Regions from separate parts of the Homo sapiens genome. Here region 2 is linked to region 1. Evidence: read pairs that join two places in POLR2A ChIA-PET (ENCODE). Cell type or tissue: IMR-90. All regions are shown on one strand. Links, peaks and the distances in the headings refer to the core of each region. The heading gives the core; the rest is flanking DNA. Region 1 overlaps PLXNC1 (plexin C1). Region 2 overlaps EEA1 (early endosome antigen 1).

The links. ChIA-PET counts read pairs that join two places held together with the same protein. Peaks named below come from ENCODE experiments on the same cell type or tissue, not always from the same donor. Only the 100,000 strongest peaks of a DNase experiment are listed, where the experiment ranks them.
Region 2: POLR2A ChIA-PET joins it to region 1 with 8 read pairs; 2 of 35 experiments call an interaction of 5 or more read pairs at or near these places.

The regions. Positions count from the first base shown.
Region 1 is chr12:94,287,899-94,292,299 of GRCh38, reverse strand. All of the region lies in intron 23 of PLXNC1 (plexin C1), which reads right to left. It also overlaps a transcript of CEP83 not described here. Among named protein-coding and RNA genes, the nearest start is that of PLXNC1-AS1, 110 kb to the right of the region's middle. In IMR-90, for the core only: no CTCF peak of the experiment used is centred there; a DNase peak (open chromatin) is centred at 2,159; H3K27ac peaks cover 1,264 bases.
Region 2 is chr12:92,828,912-92,833,312 of GRCh38, reverse strand. EEA1 (early endosome antigen 1) reads left to right here. Exons shown (of 29, transcript NM_003566.4): 11 at 463-801. Among named protein-coding and RNA genes, the nearest start is that of EEA1, 98 kb to the left of the region's middle. In IMR-90, for the core only: no CTCF peak of the experiment used is centred there; no DNase peak of the experiment used is centred there.

The DNA.
Region 1 (4,401 bases), core at 235-4,234:
ACCACCCCATCTTCATCCAGAGGTAATTACTTTTCTGTCTTCCATCACCATTTATGAATTTTGCCTGTTCTTGGGTATCATATAAATAGAATCATACAGTATGTACTGTGTCTAGATTTTGAGGGTCAGTATAAGGTCTGTGACATGTATTCATGTTGCAACTACAAGTAGTTCATTATTACTATGTGTTAGTTCATGTAGTATGAATATACTACCAAAAATTGCCATACAATAAAAGGAAAGAATTACCGATACATGCTACAGCATGGATGAACTGCAAAAACACGCGAAGAAGCCAGTCACAAAAGACCACATATTGTATGGTCCTATTGATATGAAGTGTCTATAAAGATGGGAGCAGTAGACATGAGGGACTCCAAAAGCGGGGATGGGTCTGGGGCAAGGGCTGAAAAAGTTCCTGTTGGGTACTACGTTCACTGGGTGATGGGATCAATAGAAGCCCACACCTCAGCATCATGCAGTATACCCTTGTAGCAAACCTGCACATGTACCCACGAATCTAAAAAGAATATACGAAATGTCCAAAATGGGCAAATTTATATAGACAGATCGTAGATTACTAGTTGGCTAAAGCAGGGCTGGGGGAAATAAGGAGTGACTGTTAATGAATTCAAGGTTTCTTCGGGAGGGATGAAAATGTTCTAAAATTAGATTGTGGCAATGGTTGCTCAATTCTATAAGTATACCTAAAACCACTGTATTGTATACTTTAAACGAATTAGCTTTATGGTAATATGAATTATATTTTGGCTGGACACAGTGGTTCATGACTGTAATCCCAGCTCTTTGGGAAGCCAAGGCAGTAGGATTGCTTGATCCTAGGAGTTCAAGACCAGCCCGGAGAACTCAGATCCCCATCTCTCCTCAAAACAAACAAACAAACAAAAAAGCGCTGAGCATTGTGGCACACGCCTGTAGTCCCAGCTGAGGCAGGAGGATGGCTTGAGCGTGGGAGGTCAAGGGTGCAGTGAGCCACGATTGTGCCACTGCACTCCAGCCTGGGCAACAGAGCAAGACCCTGTCTCAAAAATTATGCTTCAATAGAACTGATAAGAATTGCCACAGATTTTAAATGTATACATTTGACAAAGGCAGGCCTCTGTATATATTGCCTCTTTTGGAGTTAAAATCAAGCGTTCTCACCTAAGACCTTTTGGTACCATGGAAACCAGGGTCAAGTGGCCCTACAGTGCCCCTCCCCCACACCCTGATGGGCACTCGCAAATCCCCAAGCAAGGAAGTGCCCTTCGGGCAAAGGGGGACAAAGATGCCAAGATGCTGGGGGCAGGCCTGGCTCTGTGGGAGGAGGGGCTCATTCACAAAATTACAAGACAAACGGGTGGCAAGAAGGAGGCAGGTCAGAGATCCACAAATCTCCTTCATTCTGGAACTGTTTCTGGAGGACTGACCCTGTCACTTCTGAACCTTATCAGCTAAGTGACTTTTCCCTCCATTCTGAAGCTCCAAAGCTATTCTCAATTCTAATATTAATTTGGACCTTGCCTTCCCAGTTTGGAAAGAGTGGAAACCTAGAATTTCTCTTCTGGCCTGCTGCACATTGGTTATCAGAATGTACTAGCCCACCTAGCAAGCACCAAAGGATTAAAACCTAATCTCCTTCAGGTTACACCCACAGGGAGGAACACAGAGCAAGAGCCAGCCCTCAAGAGGTCCTCAAACACAGCTGTCCAGCCAGCCGCTAAGTTTAGGCCAGAGGCCTCCAACTGCTGGTGTGCATGATATCTTGGTGGTGGGGTGGGGGCAGCACTGGGCAGGGGCCGGCTGGGGCCATCAGGCCTCTGCAAAGTGACTCCAGCAGGGATTCTTAACTCTTACTGAGCTCTTCGACTCTGCTCCTATTAACGAGCATCCTCTCCTTTTCCCCTTGAGCTATTCATTGTTTGCTGGCTGATTTTTCAATTCTCCTCCATATTTGATGCAATTAAACTAAATGCTCTGTGCAGGCACCCCCTTAGCAATACTCAGACACCGAGTTTATGAGAAGCTTTGAACATAGTTACAAAATTCCTCCCCACGAAGAGCTGGATATGCTCTGTTTCTAAGCCAATAAATATCTTTTTATAAAAGGAAGCTGATGATTCATTCTGGGTAATTGTCAAAGAATGAATCCCAAATGTCTCCCATTGAGTGTTGAGCCAGTACTTCACTACTGTCAGACGCTTTGTTTTGCCAAAAGCGAGCACCCTTACTCTATAATCACAAATACCTCGGATGGGCCTTCTGATAAGGAACGCTGCCAAAAGTTCAAATGTCTCCTCAAGAGCTGGCAACAGCCCGCTGCTAGTGCTGTGCTCAGGCATTAAGATAGCATAGACACAGCTTGTACCAAGGAAATTTTACTCTGAAATTATCTCCCAAGAGCAAGTGTAGAAACATTTTATTAGTGGATGAGTTGTGTGTGTGTGTGAGCGCGTATGTGTGAGTGCATTTCTAACTTTCACAGCTGCTCTAGAGCTGGAACATTTCCCCCATGTGACACTTTAACACGATTATAAAGACAGAAAAATAGTTTATTTACAGATGTTTGTGGGGGAAAGGTTTCCGTTTTCTTTTTAGCACAAGTCAGCTGCTGCTGAGGTAAGGACAGAAATGCCTTTTTGAAAAGTGCCCTGGAATGCAGAGTGTTAAAAAGATGCCATTTGTTCCATCTGAGGAGCTCCAAATGCTCTTCTAAGAGTGACTCATTAATCGTCCCCTAGTCCTGTGAGGCAGGGAGCGTCCTCTGGGCCCCTACTTTAGGGATGAAAACCAAATTAAGTCAAAGAAAGATTAATGTCACTAGATGGATCTGCAGCAGGATTGTTTCTCCAGCCCAGAGCAGAACTGGTACGCACGGCAATTTCAAATTAAATTCCTTCCAGTCTCACAGGGTTCTAGGATTCGATGTGACAACAAGCGATTCCCCTCCAATCATCAATGGAGGGGAATTGGGGCCACCCCACGTTAGAAGTGGCAGAGATGACTGTAGACTTTCCCATCATTAGAATGAGAAGTTGTAATCACTCAGGGAGAAAAAGACCCATATCAACAACTTTAAGTCATTTCCAAAATAAACAGGAGCTACACATCCTCCAAACCACTTGCAAGTGAAGGTAAGATTTCTTTATAAGATACCATGTTTATGGCACAGCTTAGAATTCCATGAAAAGAGATTTTCTAGAAATGTAAGGTTGAACTTATGTTTAACCTTATGAAACTACCACTTTTGTAGGTAAAAATGGTCACCTATTGACAATTTCATATGGCTCCACCTAAGAGAAATGCTGGCATTGTAGCTATAAATTTTATGAAAAATTATGAATATGTTCTGAATATTGTGATAATTTAAAGAAAAAAATCTGAAAACATGAGAATCAAATCACTACACAGAAACTCTGATTGAAATCTCTCATTCCTGAAATCACCTTTTCTGCTGAAACAATATTACGTGAAAACAGAATTCTATTCCACATGCTGTCCCAGCAGCCACGTGCCAATATTGCTCTCCCTCCGTCAGTATCGTCTTCTCCCTCAGCTCTTCTCACTGATGCCCCAAGGCTGGAAACTGATGAAAACAAAATCTTGTTTCTCAGGGCTTGAGGGATAACCTTGCTGAGTCCTTCAGCACAGGGGTTCACCAGTGCATTGGAAGGGGCCGTCAGAACATCCTCCACAGGCTGGTCAAATCACACAGAAGGTTCTGGACATCCAGGGGAGGGCTTACAGGATGCTGGAAACCAGAGAAAATGCCACAGGGCTCCTGCTTCTCTCTTGTTTACTTGAAATTAACCTCCAGGCCACTAGCCAGCTCCTTCTGCGGCCTATTAGTGATAGCCCTGAGACTGTCTTCCTCCTGAGGGAGTTGGGCCACCAAGAATGTGTGGGAAACTGCGAAGACCTGAACACTTAAGACTCAAGAGTGATCCTGTTGGGTTGGAGTTGTCAGAGCCCAGATGCCTGAGAGAGGCCCCCTTTGGATGAAGGTAACTGTCATCTTCACGGACTGCTGGCCAAAAAGAGGGTTAAAGTAGAAGTAGGGAAGCATTTTGATAAACTCACAGACACGAGATTCACCCTGGGATTTTAAGAGAAGTTACCCTTTATGAATTTGACATCAGAGAATGTAACTACCAGGATTTCTCCTCAATCAGGCCCAGCTCTCTAGCCAGGCTGCCTCGGAGGTTAGGAGCATGGGCTGAAAGCCTGGATCTGGGGGAAGGTATCCCTCAGGCCCTGCGCAGAGCCACAGTCTCTAGAGTGGTTATTTCGCCTGCTTTCAAGCCTTGAGGCATCAGTGAAGGAACTCTGTGACTCTGGCCAAGTTTCTTAGCCTCCCTGGGCCTCAGAATGGGGCTGATAGTATTCACCTCATGGAGCGGT
Region 2 (4,401 bases), core at 328-4,327, 1.5 Mb after region 1:
ATGCAATCAATAGGTTAGGTGCATTAGAACAGTGGATGATATTGCTGTGCTAAAGCTCTTACCAACTATGAAATTGCACAGTGAAAAATCAAAGTTTGCATAGTATATTGTTACTCAAAATAATTTGTTGGTAGAATGGTAGTTTCAGTTTTTAACTCAAGTGGAAGAATATAAATATGTCACATAACCTAAAAAATCCAGTAGATTTTATTTTTTTTTTATGTCAACATTTGCTTGGCAATTCTTAAGTTGTATTAGTAGATTTTAGTTAAGTGGACCAATAGTGAAATCACAAGTTAGTATGTAATGATTTAATTCTTGACTAGAACATTGTCACTGTTTTATATTTTAATATTGACTAAAATGTATAATAGGAGACAGTACTGCTCCAAAGATTGTTTGAGTAATTGGAGTAATTAAAAATATTAGAAAAGGAAATAAATTGTTAAATTGATATTTTAGACCTTGACAGAAAACTTGCTGAAAAAAGAACAAGACTATACTAAGTTAGAGGAGAAACATAATGAAGAATCTGTGAGTAAAAAGAATATTCAGGCAACCCTTCATCAAAAAGACCTAGATTGTCAACAGCTTCAGTCAAGATTGTCTGCATCTGAAACCTCACTGCATAGAATACATGTAGAACTAAGTGAAAAAGGAGAAGCTACTCAAAAGCTCAAAGAAGAATTATCTGAGGTAGAGACCAAGTACCAGCATCTAAAGGCGGAGTTTAAGCAGCTACAACAACAGAGAGAAGAAAAGGAGCAGCATGGGTTACAACTCCAAAGTGAAATTAATCAAGTAAGAGCTGTTAATTTTATTTATTGTAATTCTCCCTCTGGTTTCTTCTTCGTGTACTTGATGGTTATTTGATCATAATATAGTTCATGTTGAAAAAATATTGTCATTTTAAAAGATTAACTCTTAACTTTTATATCCTGTAGTGTTGTCAGATCTCATTTCTTTTAATTTCAGTTTCCCTTAAAAAAATTATAATATCCATCTTACAGCTTTGTGGGGAAATGTTTATGAATTGATACTATAAATTGCTTAGGATGGTACCTGGGGCGTGTAGGTACTCACTAGATTTTAGCTATTATAATTAATTTGAATTGTTGACCATTCTTTCATTTGAAATTTTTTTGTTACTAAATTTTAAAAGCATCATTATTATAAAACAAATAGCATACAAATTGGATATTTTTTTTTTTTTTTTTTTGAGACGGAGTCTTGCTCTGTCGCCCAGGCCGGACTGCGGACTGCAGTGGCGCAATCTCGGCTCACTGCAAGCTCCGCTTCCCGGGTTCACGCCATTCTCCTGCCTCAGCCTCCCGAGTAGCTGGGACTACAGGCGCCCGCCACCGCGCCCGGCTAATTTTTTTTGTATTTTTAGTAGAGACGGGGTTTCACCTTGTTAGCCAGGATGGTCTCGATCTCCTGACCTCATGATCCACCCGCCTCGGCCTCCCAAAGTGCTGGGATTACAGGCGTGAGCCACCGCGCCCGGCCAAATTGGATATTTTTAAAAAATTATGTGTTTTAGGGAAAACTTTTTTGAAAATAAATAAAAATTAGATATTTTGTAGAAAGTGAATCAGCCCTAATGCTGTGGCTATTTTGTATAGGTAAATAATATATGAATTATATATATATGAACTATATATTATATATTTATATATTTATGAAATATATATTATATATTTATATATTTATGAAATATATATTTTATATATATAGTATATATACACACAATATATCATGATATTCATATCATGATATTGATATATAATTCATATATTATTCATATCATATATTATATACAATTCATATATTATTTACCTATATAGCTCATATTTTGAACTACATTATTTACCTACACAAAAGTATTTTGTGTAGGTAAATCTAGCTTAAAGGCAAAAATATTTTGTATAGGTTAATAATATAGTGGCTATCAGATGAAGTTTAATGCAAGTTTTGACTTTGCCATTAACTTAATTTTTTAATACCTGTGTTCTAATTATTGCTTTAGGTAACATTGAAAATTGGTTGAAAATGGAAATTGGGGGATATTCAGGTCTCAGCTACTTTTTTGATAATGTTCAGCTGTTTTTCTAAAATGGCAGTGATACTTTATTTTACTATAATTAATAATTTTCATGGCTTTCTATCCTTTAGTAATAATAATAATCATGATTATGTTAGTAATTTAATGAGCTTCAGTTATGTTTCAGAAATTAGAGTAAGCACTTCACATATGCTAATACTAATTTTTGAGTTTGGACTGTGAGTTCCATGATACAGTGAATCAGAAGAATTAAGAATATTTCTGTAACATGTCTTCTCCTTCCCTGCTTCTGCTGGCCCTGTCCTCCTTGTCTCACTCTTAAACCACTGTAACAACCGTTAACTGATCTGCCTTCCTTCTTGCCCCTGACAAATTGATTCTTTATATAGGCATCAGAGTAATCTATATTAAAGGCAAATCTTACCATGTTCCAACCATGCTTTAAGCCCATTAATAACTCTTTATGGCCTAATGGATTAAGTTGAGGTCCCTTGTTATGACATGCACTATCCATAGTGATCTTGTTGGCTCACCTCCTCAGCAATTTACCCTTCTTTTCCTTATTCTTCACTGCAAGAATATGGAAGTGTCTTTAGTTTTTTCCTACATGTGTGCTGTGTCTTGCTTTTGTTGTATCATTCAGTCTGTCTTCTTGACCTGAAATATTCTTTTTATTCCTCTTCACCTTGATAGATACTATTTACTTCACTTGTCACTTTTTATAATTTTTTTTTTTAGGGAACAAGATCATGCTCCTTATAGCAATGTGGATGGAGCTGGAGGCCATTGTCCTAAGCGAGCTAATATAGGAACAGAAAATCAAATACCACATGTTCTCACTTAAAAGTGGGAGCTAAATATTAAATACATATGGACACAAAGAAGGGAACAACAGACAGCCAGACCTGCTTGAGGGTGGAAGGTGGGAGGAGGGTGAGGATCGAAAAACTGCCTATTGGGTACTATGTTTATTACCTAGGTAATGAAATAATCTGTACACCAAACCCCTGTGACACGTAATTTACCTATATAACAAACCTGCACATGTATCCCTGAACCTAAAATAAAAGTTAAATATTTGAAAAAATTTAAAAAATATATTTAGGGGGTAAAAGTGCAGATTTCTTGCATGTATGTGTTGTGTAATGTTGAAGTCTGGACTGTTAGTGTACCCATTGCCCGTATAGTAACCATTGTACCCAACAGGTAATTTTTCAACCCTCACCCGCCCCCCCCACACTCTCCCTAAAAATCCTTTCTAAACATGCCACTGCTTCCCCACACCCAAGATAGCTTAAGCATGTACATATCTTTAATATTTTACTTATACCATAATATAGTTTATTATCATAATTTATGTCTTTCTTTAATAGACTCTGAACTCTTCGGGTGCAAAGACCATCTCTTACTCATTTTTTATTTTTACTGCCTGGCATTTGGCTTGTTTTTTGTTTTTTTTTTTTTTTTTTAAGACAGAGTTTCACTTTGTCACCCAGGCTGGAGTGCAGTGGCATGATCTCGGCTCATTGCAACCTCCATTTTCCGGGTCCAAGCAATTCTCGTGCCTCAGCCTCCTGAGTAGCCGGGACTTCAGGCACATGCTACCACACCTGACTGACTTTCTGTATTTCAGTAGATATGGGGTTTCACCATGTTGCCCAGGCTGGTCTCGAACTCTTGAGCTCAGACAGTCCACCCTCCTCAGCCTCCCAAAGTGCTAGGATTACAGGCATGAGCCACCGCGCCCAGCCAGCATTTTGCTTGTTAATCTGCCTATGTTTTAGTGAGTGAATGAATGAATAAATATAAGCATTCATAGTGGAAGGAAACTGAGCCATGGGGATATCAATGAATAACTTAAACTAACTTACATATTTGAGTTTTAGTTCAGATAAACAAATTTAGCATTTATGCTTTCTTTTTTTCTTTTTCTTTTCTTTTGAGATGGAATCTCACTTTGTTGCCTAGGCTGGAGTGCAGTGGCGAGATTTCAGCTCACTGCAACCTCTGCCGCCCGGGTTCAAGCGATTCTCCTGCCACAGCCTCCTGAGTAGCTGGGATTACAGGCCTGAGCCACTGTGCCTGGCTGCGTTTATGCTTTCTAAAAGACACATCCCTCATTTACTAGGGGATACATAAATGAGTAAGAGACAGTACCTACCTTTAATAATTGTGTAAATATCATGGAGAGGATAAGGCAAGTACTATCTATCATACCAAAGATTATGAGAATTATAATAAAAGGATTCTGTATATTATGGGAAATTGGAAGAGTTTCTTTCTTTTGTTCCCCCTCTTAGTACTTCAGCTGTTGTAATTTTTAATCCATTTATGTG